Linked DNA regions of Homo sapiens: region 1 is linked to region 2. A link is an interaction called in ENCODE POLR2A ChIA-PET data of the cell type or tissue named here. Cell type or tissue: CD4-positive, alpha-beta T cell. All regions are shown on one strand. Links, peaks and the distances in the headings refer to the core of each region. The heading gives the core; the rest is flanking DNA.

The links. Peaks named below come from ENCODE experiments on the same cell type or tissue, not always from the same donor. Only the 100,000 strongest peaks of a DNase experiment are listed, where the experiment ranks them.
Region 1: POLR2A ChIA-PET joins it to region 2 with 10 read pairs; 4 of 35 experiments call an interaction of 5 or more read pairs at or near these places.

The regions. Positions count from the first base shown.
Region 1 is chr2:226,451,989-226,460,330 of GRCh38, forward strand. It overlaps LOC105373915 (a long non-coding RNA gene), which reads right to left. Exons shown (of 3, transcript XR_923963.2): 3 at 2,794-2,826. Among named protein-coding and RNA genes, the nearest start is that of MIR5702, 200 kb to the right of the region's middle. In CD4-positive, alpha-beta T cell, for the core only: no CTCF peak of the experiment used is centred there; no DNase peak of the experiment used is centred there; H3K27me3 peaks cover 887 bases.
Region 2 is chr2:226,330,163-226,338,504 of GRCh38, forward strand. No RefSeq gene overlaps it. Among named protein-coding and RNA genes, the nearest start is that of MIR5702, 320 kb to the right of the region's middle. In CD4-positive, alpha-beta T cell, for the core only: no CTCF peak of the experiment used is centred there; a DNase peak (open chromatin) is centred at 3,449.

The sequences.
Region 1 (8,342 bases), core at 12-8,011, 120 kb after region 2:
GGTATGATAATTTCTAGGAAAAGATATAATTTACTTTACACTTCACTGTTATGATATGCAAAATGTTTGCTATAAAATAAAAACATTATAAAGCAAAAAATAACCAATTAAAATATGACCCATGATGAAGAAAAGACACAGCAAAATAGGCTGAAATATGGCCTAGATGTCACAAATCACACTTTAAAATAATTATAATAAAAACTATAAAAGATCTAATAAGAAAGGTATACCACAAGTATGAACAGCTGGGGAATTTGAGCAGATGCATGGAAATTTATATTTGAGCATATGCATGGAAACTATGAAAAAAGAATTAAATTGAAATGTTAGATGTGAAAACAATATATTAAAAAATGAAGGATTCAATTGGCTAACAGCAAACTGGATTCACCAGAGGAAAAAAATCAGTGAAACTGAAACCAGGTCATTAGAAAGTATACCAATTGAAACACAAAGAAAAAGATAAGAAGAAAGAGGAGGAGAAAAGAGAAGGAGAAGAAGGAGAAAAGAAGGCAGAGGGGAGGAGAGAACAAAGGGGAGGGGAGGAAAAAGAAAGTGAGAAAGAGAGAAGTATAAAAATGAGGAGGAGAATGAGAACAAAGACGGAAAGAAAGAAACTGAAGGAGGAGGGGAAGAGGAAGAAGAGTGTTCAAGATTTATGGTACAATATTAAATGATCTCAGATTACTGTAGTAATTACAGTCCCAGAGGAGGGAAGAGAGAGATTAAACAGAAAAATATTTGGAAACATAATGTCTGAGATCTTTCCAAAACTTATAAAAAATAATTCAACACCCAATAAGCTCCATGAACCCTAAGCAGAATAAACACAAAGCAAACCAAACCTGGACACATTGTAGTTAAACTCCTGAAAACTGAAGATTGCAAAAATGAATCTTAAAAGAAACCAGGAAAATATATATATATATATACTACATAGAGAAACAATAATATAATGAATGACTGACTTATCACCAGAAACAATGGAAAGAAAATGACAATGGAATAACACCGATAGGATGCCAAAGAAAAATGATAGTAAACCTAGAATTCTATATCCAGTAAAAATATTAAATTAAAATGAAGCGAAGATGTTTTCAAACAGATAGAAACAGATAATTCATTTCCAGCAGATATTTACTACAAATGATAAAATAAACTCTTTAATCTAAAAGAAAATGATACCAGAACTCAGAATGTACAAGAAAAGAAGAGCATAAAGAAGAATAAAGCTGGGTAAAAATAAACTAGTAACTTTTGCCATTATTATATATATATGTATGTGTATATATGTATATGATAATAACTATATATGTATGTGTATATATACACATACTTATATGTGTATATATACATATATGTGTATATATACACATACTTATATGTGTATATATACACATATATGTATATACATATACTTATGTATGTATACATGTACATATGCATATATGTATATGCACATGTGTATATGTATACATGTGCATATGTGTATATGTACGTGTGTATATGTATGCATATACATATGTGTATATGTACATGTGTATATGTACATGTATACATATACATAGATGTGTATACATACACATATGTGTATATATATATAATTTTTAATTTAAAATACTATTGACAGGGGGAGATCTGGCAAGACGGTCGAATAGGAACAGCTCCAGTCTGCAGCTCCCAGTGAGACCAATGCAGAAAGCGAGTGATTTCTGCATTTCCAACTGAGTTACCCGGCTCATCTCGTTGGGACTGGTTAGCCAGTGGGTGCAGCCTGTGGAGGGTGAGCAGAAGCAGGGTGTGGCATTGCCTCACCTAAGAAACATAACGGGTCTGGGAACTCCCTCCCCTAGCCAAGGGAAGCTGTGAGAGACTGTGCCATGAGGGACAGTGCTATCCGGTCCAGATACTATGCTTTTCCCATGGTATTTGCAACCCACAGACCAGGAGATTCCCTCTGGTGCCTACACCACCAGGGCCCCGGGTTTCAAGCACAAAACTAGGAGGCCATTTGGGGCAGACACTGAGCTAGCTGCAGGAGTTGTTTTTTTTTTTTTCTTTTTTTTTGTACCCCAATGGCACCTGGGACACCAGCAAGACAAAACTGTTCACTCCTCTGGAAAGGGGTCTAAAGCCAGGGAGCCAGGTAGTCTTGCTCAGCAGATCCTGCCCCCATGGAGCCCAGCAAGCTAAGATCCACTGGCTTGAAATTCTCGCTGCCAGCACAGCAGTCTGTAGTCAACCTGGGACACTTGAGCTTGGTGCGAGGAGGGGCATCTGCCATTAAGGCTTGAGTAGGTGATTTTTCCCCTCACAGTGTAAACAAAGCCACTGGGTTGTTCGAACTGGGTGGAACCCACCACAGTGCAGCAAAGCCACTGTAGCCAGACTGCCTCTCTAGATTCCTCCTCTCTGGGCAAGGCATCTCTAAAAGAAAGGCAGAAGCCCCAGTCAGGGGCTTACAGATAAAAGTCCCATCTCCCTGGCACAGAGCACCTGGGGGAAGGGGCAGCTGTGGATGCAGCTTCAGCAGACTTAAACGTTCCTGCCTGCCAGCTCTGAAGAGACCAGCAGATCTCCATGCACAGCATTCCAGCTCTGCTAAGGGACAGACTGCCTCCTCAAGTGGGTTACTGACCCCCATGCCTCCTGACAGGGAGATACCTCATACAGGAGAGCTCTGGCTGGCATCTGGTGGGTGCCCCTCTGGGACAAAGCTTCCAAAGGAAGGAGCAGGCAGCAATCTTTGCTGTTCTGCAGCCTCCACTGGTGATACCCAAGCAAACAGGATCTGGAGTGGACCTCCAGCAAACTCCAGCAGACCTGCAGAAGAGGAGCATGACTATTAGAAGGAAAACTAACAAACAGAAAGCAATAACATCAACATCGGCAAAAAGGAAGCCACGCAAAAACCACATCCAAAGGTCATCAGCATCAAAGATCAAAGGTAGATAAATCAATGAAAATGAGGAAAAAGCCAGTGCAAAAAGGCTGAAAACTCCCAAAACCAGAATGCCTCTTCTCCTCCAAAGGATCACAACTCCTCACCAGCAAGGGAACAAAACTGGATGGAGAATGAGTTTGATGAATTTGCAGAAGTAGGCTTCAGACGGTGGATAATAACAAACTCCTCCGAGCTAAAGGAACATGTTCTAACCCAATGCAAACAAGATAAGAACCTTGATAAAAAGTAACAGGAACTGCTAACTAAAATAATCAGTTTGGAGAAGAACATAAATGACCTGATGGAACTGAAAAACATAGCATGAGAACTTCATGAAGCATATACAAGTATCAATAGCTGAATTGATCAAGTGGAAGAAAGGGTATCAGAGTTTGAAGATCAATTTAATGAAATAATGTGTGAAGACAAGATTAAAGAAAAAAGACTGAAAAGGAATGAACAAAGCTTTGAAGACATATGGGACTATGTGAAAAGACCAAATCTACATTAGATTGGTGTACCTGAAAGTGACAGGGAGTTGATAATGGAACCAAGTTGGAAAACACCCTTCAGGATATTATCCAGGAGAACTTCCCCAACCTAGCAAGGCAGGCCAACATTCAAATTCAGGAAATACAGAGAACACCACTAAGATACACCTCGAGAAGAGCAATCCCAAGACACATAATCTCAGATTCACCAAGGTTGAAATGAAGAAAAAAATGTTCAGGGCAGCCAGAGAGAAAGGTCGGGTTACCCACAAAGGGAAGCCCATCAGACTAACAGCAGATCTCTCTGCAGAAACCCTACAAGCCAGTTGAGAGTGGGGGCAAATATTCTACATTCTTAAAGAAAAGAATTTTCAACCCAGAATTTCATATCCAGCCAAACTAAGCTTCATAAACAAAGGAGAAATAAAATCCTTTACAGACAAACAAATGCTGAGGGATTTTGTCACCACCAGGCCTGCCTTACAAAAGCTCCTGAATGAAGCACAAATTATGGAAAGGAAAACCAGTACCAGCCACTTCAAAAACATACCAAAATATAAAGACCATGGACACTATGAAGAAACTGCATCAACTAATGTGCAAAATAACCAGCTAACATCATAATGACAGGATCAAGTTCACACATAACAATATTAACCTTAAATATAAATGGGCTAAATGTCCCAATAAAAAGACACAGACAGGCAAATTAGATAGAGTCAAGACCCATCAGTGTGCTGTATTCAAGAGACCCATCTCATTTGCAAAGACACACATAGGCTCAAAATAAAGGGATGGTGAAATATTTACCAAGAAAATGGAAAACAAAAAAAAAGCTGGGGTTGCAATCCTAGTCTCAGATAAAACAGATTTTTAAATCAACAAAGATCAAAAGAGACAAAGAAGGGCATTACGTAATGGTAAAGGGATCAATGCAACAAGAAGAGCTAACTATCTTAAGTAAATATGCACCCAATACAGGAGCACCCAGATTCATAAAGCAAGTTCTTAGAGACCTACAAAGAGACTTAGACTCCCACACAATCATAGTGGGATAATTTAACACCCCACTGTCAATATTAGACAGATCAATGAGACAGAAAATTAACAAGGATATTCAGGACTTGAGCTCAGCTCTGGACCAGACTTTATAGACATCTACAGAACTCTTCACCCCAAATCAACAAAATATGCATTCTTCTCGACACCCCATGGCACTTATTCTGAAATTGACCACATAATGGGAAGGAAAAAACTCCTCAGAAAATACACAAGAATGGAAATCATAACAAACACTCTCTCAGACTAGAGTGCAGTCAAATTAGAACTCAGGATTAAGAAACTCACTCAAAACCGCACAACTGCATGGAAACTGAACAACCTGCTCCTGAATGACTACTGGGTAAATAACAAAATAAGGCAGAAATAAATAAATTATTTGAAACCAATGAGAACAAAGACACAACATACCAGAATCTCTGGGACACAGCTAAAGCAGTGTTTAGAGGGAAACTTATAGCACTAAATGCCCACAAAAGAAAGCAGGAAAGATATAAAATTAACACCCTGACATCACAATGAAAAGAACGAGAGAAGCAAGAGCAAACAAATTCAGAAGCTGGCAGAAGACAAGAAATAACTAAGATCAGAGCAGAACTGTAGGAGACAGAGACAAGAAAAATCGTTAAAAAAAAAATCAATGAATCCAGGAGCTGGATTTTTGAAAAAATTAACAAAATAGATAAACCACTAGCCAGATTAATAAAGAAGAAAAGAGAGAAGAATCAAATAGACACAATAAAAAGTGATTTAAAAAAAGCCCAGGATCAGATGGATTCACAGCTGAATTCTACCAGAGGTACAAAGAGGAGCTAGTACCATTCCTTCTGTAATTATTCCAAACAATAGAAAAAGATGGACTCCTTCCTAACTCATTTTATGATGCCAGCATCATCCTGTTACCAAAACCTGGCAGAGACACAACAAAAAAAGAAAATTTCAGGCCAATATCCCTGATGAACATTGGTGTGAAAGTCCTCAATAAAATACTGGCAAACCGAATCCAGCAGCACCTCAAAAAGTTCATCCACCATGATCAAGTCAGCCTCATCCCTGGGATGCAAGGCTGGTTCAACATATGCAAATCAATAAATATAATCCATTGAATAAACAACCAATGACAAAAACCACATGATCATCTCAATAGATGCCGAAAAGGCCTTTGACAAAATTCAACACCCTCATGCTAAAAACTCTTAATAAACTAGGTTTTGATGGAATGTATCTCAAAATAATAAGAGCTATTTATGACAAGCCCACAGCCAATATCACACTGAATGGGCAAAAACTGGAAGTATTCCCTTTGAAAACTGGCACAAGACAAAGATGCCCTCTCTCACCATTCCTATTCAACATAGTATTGGAAATTCTGGCCAGAGCAATCAGGCAAGAGAAAGAAATAAAGGGTATTCAAATAGGAAGAGAGGAAGTCAAATTGTCTCTGTTTGCAATTGACATGATTGTATATTTGGAAAACCCCATCGTCTCAGCCCAAAAACTCTTTAAGCTGATAAGCAACTTCAGCAAAGTCTCAGGATACAAAATCACTGTGCAAAAATCACAAGCATTCCTATACATCAATAATAGACAGAGAGCCAAATCACTAGTGAACTCCCATTCACAATTGCTATAAAGAGAATAAAATACCTAGGAATACAACTTACAAGGGATGTGAAGGACCTCTTCAAGGAGAACCATAAACCACTGCTCAAGGAAATGAGAGAGGACACAAACAAATGGAAAAACATTCCATGCTGATGGATAGGAAGAATCAATATTGTAAAAATGGCTCTACTGCCCAAAGTAATTTATAGATTCCACGCTATCCCCATCAATCTACCATTTACTTTCTTCACATAATTAGAAAAACTACTTTAAATTTCATATGGAACCAAAAAAGGGCCACATAGCCAAGACAATTCTAAGCAAAAAGAACAAAGCTGGAGGCATCACACTACCTGACTTCAAAGTATACTACAAAGCTATAGTAACCAGACGGCATGGTACTGGTACCAAAACAGATATATAGACCAATGGAACAGAACAAAGACCTCAGAAATAACACCACACATCTACAACCATCTGATCTTTGACAAACCTGACAGAAACAAGCAACGGAGAAAGGATTCCCTAGTTAATAAATGGTGTTGGGAAAACTGGCTAGAAAACTTATAGCTGGACCCCTTCTTTACACCTTACTGGCTATATGCAGAAAACTTAAACTGGACCCCTTCTTTACACCTTATAAAAAAATTAACTCAAGATGGATTAAAGATTTAAACATGGCCAGGCATGGTGGTTCATGCCTGTAATCCCAGCACTTTGGGAGGCCAAGGTGGGTGGATCACCTGAGGTCAGGAGTTCATGACCAGCCTGGCCAACATGGTGAAACCCTGTCTCTACTAAAAATACAAAAATTAGCCAGACTTGGAGGTACACACCTGTAGTCCCAGCTACTTGGGAGGCTGAGGCAGGAGAATAGCTTGAACCCAAGAGGTGGAGGTTGCAGTGAGCCAAGATTGCACCACTGCACTGCAGCCTGGGTGATAGAGTGAGACTCTGTCTCAAAAAGAAAACAAACAACAAAAAAAGACTTAAATGTAAGACCTAAAACCATAAAAACCCTAGAAGAAAACTTAGTCAATACCATTCAGGACATAGGTATTGGCAAAGACTTCATGACTAAAACACCAAAAGCAATTGCAACAAAAGCCAAAATTGGCAAATGGGATCTAATTAAACTAAAGAGCTTCTGCACAGCAAAAGAAACTATCATCAGAGTGAACAGGCAACCTGCAGAATGGAAGAAAAATTTTGCAATCTATCCATCTGACAAAGGGTTAATATCCAGAATCTACAAGAAACTTAAACAAATTTACAAGATAAAAACAAAAAACCCAGCAAAAAGTGGATGAAGGATATGAACGAACACCTCTCAAAAGAAGACATTTATGTGGCCAACAAACATATGAAAAAAAGTTTATCATTACTGCTCATTAGAGAAATGCAAATCAAAACTGCAATGAGATATCATCTCACATCAGTTACAATGGCAATCATTAAAAAGTCAGGAAACAACAGATGCTGGCAAGGATGTGGAGAAATAGGAATGCTTTTACACTGTTGGTGGGAGTGTAAATTAGTTCAATCATTGTGGAAGACAGTGTGGCAATTCCTCAAGGATCTGGAACAAGAAATACCATTTGACCCAGCAATCCCATTACTGGCTATATACCCAAAGGATTATAAATCATTCTACTATAAAGACACTATGCCCATGTATGCTTATTGTAGCACTATTTATAATAGCAAAGACTTGGAACCAAGCCAAATGCCCATCAATGATAGACTGGATAAAGAAAATGTGGCACATATACACCATGGAATACTATGCAGACATAAAAAATTCATGTCCTTTGCAGGGACATGGATGAAGCTAGAAACCATCATTCTCAGTACACTAACACAGGAACAGAAAACAAAATACCACATGTTCTCACTCATAAGTGGGAGTTGAACAATGAGAACACATGGACACAGGGAGGGGAACATCACACACTGGGGCCTGTTGGGGGGTGGGGGTAAGGGGTGGGATAGCATTAGGAGAAATACCAAATGTAGATGACGGGTTGATAGGTGCAGCAAACCACCATGGCACATGTATACCTATGTAACAAACCTGCACATTCTGCACATGTATCCCAGAACTTAAAGTACAAAAAAAAAAAAAAGATAAAAACTTAAAAAACGGACCTCCTGTAATGCCAGCACTTTGAGAGGGCAAGCCAGGAGGATTGCCTGAGCCCAGGACTTGGAGACAGCCTGAGAAACATGGCAAGGTCTCG
Region 2 (8,342 bases), core at 29-8,028:
CATAACATAACATAACATAACAATAAAATAAAAAAAATAAAAAATAAATAAAAATAAAATAAATAAATAAATAATAAAAATAGAATAGAATAGAATAGAATAGAATAAAACAAAGATGTCTCAATTTGCTTCCATTGACCTAATAAAAGAAATATTTCTAAAAACAACCACAGTGGTTTAGCAGCTGTCTTTATTCACCTTTTCAGCAATGCAGACTAAATGCAGCTGACATTCATGTTGAAATAATTTGAGTATAAATTACTTTCAAATACTTCTTTCTTAAAATAGAGAAGGGTCTGTCCTTCATATTTGAAGATGACATTCATTCTGGTTATCCACAAGGCAGTGTGGTGAAATGGTTTTGTAACACTTATTTTAGTTTTGTTGGAATGTCTTTAACAGTTAAGTTCTTGTAAAAGATAACATAGATTTAACTCTAGGCCTGATAATGGAAATTTGTTTGCCTCCGAGCTAAGTTTATAAAGTGGAACAGTAATAGTACTAAATGAAATAAACTCATGGGGAAACTCCATAGAAAGGACAGAAAATTTCAAAAAGTAACCCCTGGTCTATAGCTTCTGTGTGTTTCTTTTTGGGGGGATGGGGGGAAGCTCTTCCATTTTACTTCATGCATTAGGTGAATCACTCAGTTGTGATTTTTCAGAACCATGTGGCTGTTATGCAGATGCACCTCTTACAGCTGCAAGGATACTTCTAAAAGCTTGGCTTCCCTCTGATTATCTACCCTTAGTCAGCCTGCTCTCTTTTAACCATTCTATGGCTACCAACTTATTGGATCATTTCCTAAAATAAAGCCAAGGGGATCCCTGTAGTAACTAGACTCATAGAAAGAGTTTTCCAGCAGTGGAAACTCTTGGTTCATCCCTTTGGCTGCTTTTGATTCAGATAATGTGCAAGGAACTTCATCGACCAATCTCTATTACAACCACATGGTCAGTTCCCTGAGTAAAGCCAACTGGGATCTTTTTCATTCTTCCAGGTTAAGGCTAAGGAAATTCACATCTTGATGGTCTAAAATTGTCTAGGTATAAGAATTAAGGCAAGAAAAGCTGAAGGAGAAAGGCAGACTTGGCCATAAAACAGGCTCATCCACAGCTTCTAGTGGGAAGACAAGAGTCTGTTGGAAACCAAAGTAGAATCTCTGCACATCTGCACCAAGAGAAACCTTCTGAGAAATGGAGAGCTCAGCTCTGCTTATTAAAATAATTATTATGTCTGTTTAATCATTAATTCTGAATAGTGTTCAAATCACTAGTTCTGAATAGTCATCAAATTAACAAAGTATTATACAAGTTAATACTAATTCAATTGTCTTTAGAGTCATTAAATTGATTTCAGCAGTAAGTAGAAGGGTGGGGGTATTTTATCACAAAAGTATGAAAAGAGGAGAGCCCCAGGAATACTGAAAACAACAATAAAATTTTCTCAATCTTGCCCCATGAAATCCTACTTAAAATAGCTTTAGAGGGTTCACTACATTCTCTATTCTCCTTGAGCAACATTTGGGCAACTTTTTCCCATTGGCCATCAGCAAACACATGGAGGCATGTTTGAGCAGCCTAAAATGATGATCCATACATATTCAGGAACTCCCTAATTATTTCCAGTTAGGCCCACAAAAGTGAAAGACTCCTGAGATGGGCTATAACTCGTATTGTTCTAGGGCTTAGTTGTTGTAACTTTCCCAAACAAAGAAATGGCTATGATTCTGTGCATACGACAGAACTTCTCCATCTGCCATATCTAGGACAGTCATATTATCTGATAATATTAATTTTTGTTAATGCATTAATTATTAACAACATTTAATTATTTAAATAAAGGTGGCTTTGTAACTCAGGAATGGAAAACCAAACAACATATGTTCTCACTGACATGTGGGAGCTAAGCTATGAGAACAAAAAGACATAAGAATGATACAGTGGACTTTGGGGACTTGGGGTTGAAGATTGGAAGGTGGGGTGAGGGATAAAAGACAACATATATGGTGCAGTGTATACTGATCAGGTGATGGATGCACCAGGATCTCACAAATCACTACTAAAGAATTTACTCTTAAACCAAATACCCCCTGTACCCCCAATAACTTATGGAAAAAAATAAAAACAAAGGTGATATTGAATTATTGAATGAATGTAATTCCCCAATACGTTTTAAGGAGGTTGGAGGGTGCTAACCACAGGGCATTTTGCAAGCATTGTAATAAGTTAGGAGAGGCAAATTCTACATATAACGAAGATGAGGGATTTGTAAAATTTGAGAAATATTTGAGAGCAGGAGATTACATTTAGGGAAATCTGAGTGCTTTATGGAAGGAAAGGAAAAGAGACAAAAAGAACCCAGGAACAACAACAACAAAAAAGGCCACTATATGAACTTTTCTAAGTTCTAAATTTTTTTATGAGACAACTCACTCCTCTGCTTTTCCTAGCAGATCTTCAGTAGATTCTATGCTGACCAATGCTTGCTTCTCTCTTATTAGAATAGCAGAGAACATAGACAGATAGTTTCAAGAGGATAATGAAAGGACAACTGACATCTGGGTCACCTATGGTGTGTTTCAGTAGTTTCCGCCATACACCATGTATGATATTAAGCCAATTCTCCAACAGATACTCCATTAATAGCTGAATCCCTTTTTCTCATCCATTATCTTACATTATCTACATTGGTCAACTCTTACATATTCTCTCAACAAATATCCATTGAACACTAACTTTTTAGGGGATACTTAGCTAGATCTTTGAGAAAGTTAGAGTTGAATCAGCCATTTATTTTGCCTTTGAAAGGAAAACAATCCAATAGGAACAGTGAGACCTAGGCACTGGTAACTATAATCCAGTGTAGAAATTGAGAGATGCCGTAAGAATGGGAGATTAAAGCATTTAATCAAAGGGAAAGGAGTTAAGTAAGAATGTGTAGAGGATTTAGGACTTCAGTTGATTCTGAGAGGAGATTTAAAATCAATCAAAATCAATGAGTCAGGTGTTTCCAATAAAACAATGATCTGCAATTCAGAATTTTGTTGTGCTGATGGTTACTGCAATAAAATGTTTCACCCCCTTGCAAGGCTCATAGTCTAAAGGTATAAGATTTGGATAGTAGAACAAATCCATTATGTGATTCACACTCCTACCTATAGCAACCAAATGTGACATGAAGAATAACAAAAAGAAAAAAATCCCGTACTTGGGAGACATTAAACGTACATGTTTTATTAGTCCGTTTCTACACTGCTATAAAGAACTACCCAAGACTGGGTAATTTATAAAGTAAAAATGTTTAATTGACTCACAGTTCTGCAGACATAACAGGAAGCATGACTGGAAGCCTTCAGGAAACTTGCAATCATGGCGAAAGGCAAAGGGGAAGCCAGCACTTCTTACCATGGCAGACCACTAGAGAAAGAGAGAGGAAACTGGGAAGTGCCACACACTAAAAAAAACAGCTCATGAGAACTCACTCACTATCATGAGAACAGCAAGGGGGAAGTTTGCCACTTGACCCAATCACCTACCACCAGGCCCCACCCCTGACACATGGTGATTACAATTCCGGATGAGATTTGAGTGGAGCCAAATCTCATTCCAGATGATAGCCAAACCATATCCCTTTTATTATTTCTAAAGAATGGAGAGGACTGGGTGTGGTAGCTCACACCTGTAATCCCAGCACTTTAGGAGGCCAAGGTGAGTGGATCACCTCAGGTCAGGAGTTCAAGATTAGCCTGGCCAACATGGTGAAACCCAATCTCTACTAAGAATACAAAAAAAAAAAAAAAAAAACAGTAGCCGAGCGTGTTGGCAGGTGCCTGTAATCCCAGCTACTCCGGAGGCTGAGGCAGGAGAATCGCTTGAACCCGGGAGGCGGAGGTTGCAGTGAGCTGAGATCACATTACTGCACTCCAGCCTGGGCAACAGAATAAGACTCCATCTCAAAAAAAGAAAGAATAAAAATACTCATTCTCTATAATCACATAAAATATGTCTCCTCTTTCCAAAACTATGGCATTGCCCTTCCAAAGTGGAAATCAAACTAGGGAACAGAGACTTACAGAAGCTGAAAACTGGTAACTTTAGGGTAGTAATTCTACTAAAATTTTTTAATCTAACTGTCATTTTAATTATAAAATAATAAAAATAATTAGACTACACAGAAAAAGATAAACTCCAATTTAAAATACAACTGTAATGTGGGAGAAAGCAATTTTTCTCAAAGAATATTATTCTAGGCCCTTACTGAATAGTGTGGATAGCATTTAAATTCCTTTATCACAGCTTAAACTGGTGCTGCTTTATAGAAGTGTTCATATCTGTAATGAGGCTCGAACCCCAAACACGAACACATTCAAGCACAAGATAAAGGCAATTGCTGAATATTAATGAATTTATTGTAGGAAGAGCTACTGAGTTTTCACACACTGTCTTATTCAAAGCTGACTCTATTTCAGCAGAACTCTGCCACCATCTGTCATGATACCAAATATGACTGATCATGAAATAAATAAATGACTGAAAAAATGTGTTCAATTATTTCCTTTGGAGCTTACCATACAGCAAGGGTCAATCCAGGCCAACGTTAGTTTGCCACTTTTTCTAGCTTTCTAAGGCTCTCACCACCACTACACTCCTAATAATTATATATTTCCTAATATCGCTAGACCTAATTTTGTGTTTATGCAAAACAGAAATGCAGATCCTGCAGAAGTGTCTCACATTATATAAATTGTAGATACATTAGAACTGATTATTAAGTCCTGGTTTCTTTTCCCTCCCCGACCACAAACACACACACACACACACACACGCATCCTAATTACTGACTACATTTGGGCATGCTAAATAAAATAAACAAATGAGTCAAAAAAATTTAAGCTCCTTATGCTTATAGAAGGGACCTAGGAGTAAAGAGTCAAGAAAGGACAAGCCTGGATCATGGGAATATCGTGCCTGGAGACCTCACATGAGGTCAGTACTTTTGCTGGATTACTTTTAGCTGTCATGCCACGAGCCTTGTCTTATGACATTCCTATTTTTTTGCCACTCAGATGTTGTTGAGAATATTTTTCATGATAGGCACAAAGGTCTCTCTGTGAGCAACCACTGGAGAATGTTTTTTTTTTTTTTTTCATTTCTAGCTCCAACAATAGATGTATTTCTCATAAGTTATTAGCTTTGCTTTTCATCCTACAGGCGATGTAAGTTGTGAAATTCATCACGTTTCCTTTTTTTATATTTACTGCTATGAAACCCAACCCCAGACAAGTCCATGATCCATCTCTTCTGAAAACAGTCTCCCAGATGCCTAGAGCACAGCAATCGAGGGGCCGTTCTCAGGATGCCTCGCTAGCCTCAGATTCTGACCTCACAGCCCAGCAGGTGTGCAGCATGATTGCTAACTGAACTCTCAGTTCACCTTATTTTTTTCTCAGTTCATGATTTCCTCACTTCCATGTATTATTATTTTGTAGGCAGTTTTAATATATCTATCTTCAATCTGAGGAGTGTAAGTAGATTGTTTAAAGCTATAGAAAACCCAATGCTCATCAAAATTTCCCAGTCAAATTTATCTGCTGTATTATTAGGACTTTCAGAGAGATCATGAGCCTACACTGGTATCTGTATCATGTTCACAGATTTGTGCATTTATAAAATTGTTTAGCTAACAAAAAAGTGAGACTGCATATTGCAATGTTTAACCAAGCAGGTTTTAGAGCCAGTTTAATGGAGTTCAACTTCCAGCTCTGTCATTTAACAGCTATGAGACCAAAGGAAAATTACTTAACCTCTCTTGGTTTCCTCATCACATAAAATAAGAATAAAAGTAGTAACTACTTCATAAGGTTATTATGAAGAGCAAATGAATTAGGTGAAAAGATTTAGCATAGTGCCTGGAGGCTGGTAAATAATATAAAAGCATTTATGTCATTGGTGTATCAATCTAAATTCTTCTTTGTGTTGTATCTGGTACATTTAAAACATCTTCTTAACATTCTTACCTATTATGTAAGTATTAAGCATCATTGTGAATAGTTAAAAAATGAAAGTAATCTGCACAGAAAATGAAATAATCCCCCAAATAAAAAAGCGACCTACATAATGGGAGAAAAATATTTGCAAACCGTGTATCTGATAAAAGGTTATTATCCAAAATATACAAGGAACTCAACAGGAAGAAAACAACCAAATTTTTTAAATGAGCAAAGAATCTGAATAGACATTTTTCCAAAGAAGACACACAAACGGCCAACAGGCATACAAAGAGGTGCTCATCATCATGAATCATCAGAGAAATGAAAACCAAAACCACAATAAGATATCACCTCACACCTGTTAGGATGGTTATTATTAAAAGAAAAAGAGATAACGAGTGTTGGTGAGAGTATGGAGAAAAGGGAACCTTGTACACTGTTGGTGAAATTGTAACTTGGTATAGCCATTATGGAAAACAGTATGGAGGTTTCTCAAAAAATTAAAAATAGAACTACTCCAGCAATCCCACTTCTGGGTATATATCTAAAGGAAATAAAATCAGCATTTTTGAAGTTAAGTTATAAGATGTTATCTTTTATATAAATATTACCATATAAGTTTATAGTATATTTATAGTTTATAATTTTATAATATATTATATATTAAAATATCTTTTATATAAATATTTTAAAGATAAAAAGATATTTTATCATGTAAAATCAGCATCTATACCACCATGTTCATTGCAGCATTATTCACAGTAACCAAGATGTGTAAACTACCTAAGAGCCGATCAATAGATAAAGAAATTGTAATATACCAAGAGATGAATTTTTTCTTTTCACCTCTTGGCATAATGCTATTTAAAAGGCTTGTATTTTCTCTTTATACAATTTTCACCTTTACTTTCAAAGTGTTTTGTTGTATTTGGCTATTGCAGAGAACGCATTGTCCTATCATTTGTAAACTTGGTCTGCTTTCTACGTTCATGGTATGGAAATGATGTGATTCTTTGTACAGTTTATGCTGATGTTCCTTGTAATGCAGTAGAGGCTATTTTGCCTTCCCTCTTCTTTCTCATCATTTTGTAAACTCCATAATTATGAAGTGATTGCTTGAGAAAATAACATATAAACATAGAATAGAGTAGACTGACCAAGATGGTTTACAATTTCTTTTTTTAACTGGGTTATTCTGTATTTCTGAACCACTTGGCAGAGAAATTCGCAATACTTAATGTTCATATTTTGAGTAAAGGAAGCTAAAACCATCTTTTCTTTTTGGTACTACATGCATTAGCAAAAGGTTAGGTAAGTTTGTGAAGTCATATTTAACATCTCAAAAAATAATCTTGCGTGTTCCATAGTTTTGTATTAAATCGGTCATGTCATAGGCACTACGTCAAGTACAAATAGGTTGTTTACTTGTTTACAGTCGTATAGTAACAAATTCTCCCTCACAGCTTCAGATTGGTATCTATAGACTTATAGTTCAAATACAATACCTGAATATCCCAAGTAGTTCTTCCTAAACCCAGTTGAGCATAGAAGAGATGTAACAGGGAGGTGCAGTGTGTGGAAGCTGCAAACAAGTAGGCCAAAATGAAAGGAATCTACACAGAAAATGAAATAACCAACACAAAAAAGAAACCTGCAGAATGGGAGAAAATATTTTCAAACCATGTATCTGATAAAGGGTTATTATCCAAAATATACAAGGAACTCAACATCAAGAAAACAAATAAACCAATTTTTTAATTGGGCAAAGACCCTGATTAGATAGAGTTTGAATCTTGCACTGGTAATATACCAGAGCCCTATTAGTTTAGTGATTAGGTATGAGGATAGGAAACACTTTCTGTAATCATATGAAAAAGCTGAATAAACTTAAAGTGAACATTTTTTTAGACCCAAGTAAAAGGAAAGAATAATCACCCAGAGAAGTCTCCACAGAAAAGGCCTAGAGAAAAAGAATTTACCAGAACCTTATTCAAGCCAGGAAGACATCTGTCCCCAACTAGTCCTCTCTAGCTTTCCTGTCTCACTAGGGAAGGGAACCATGGAAAAATACTTGGGAAGATCACAGCCCAGAGACACAAGTCAAGAAAAATACCAAATCAAGGACACTAGAGAAAGTTAAAACCTCCAGTCCTACAGCTACAGCAAACAATAAACACAGCACAGTTACCAGCCATATTCATATAAATCATCACACTGAAGGCCCAGTTATCTCAGTTCCTGTTACCCGATGCAACATGTCCAGCTTCCAAGAAAAAAGGATAAGGCATTCCAAACCAAGAAAAAAAAAAAAGGAAAAACAGTCTTAAGAGGCGTAGTAAACAACAGAAAC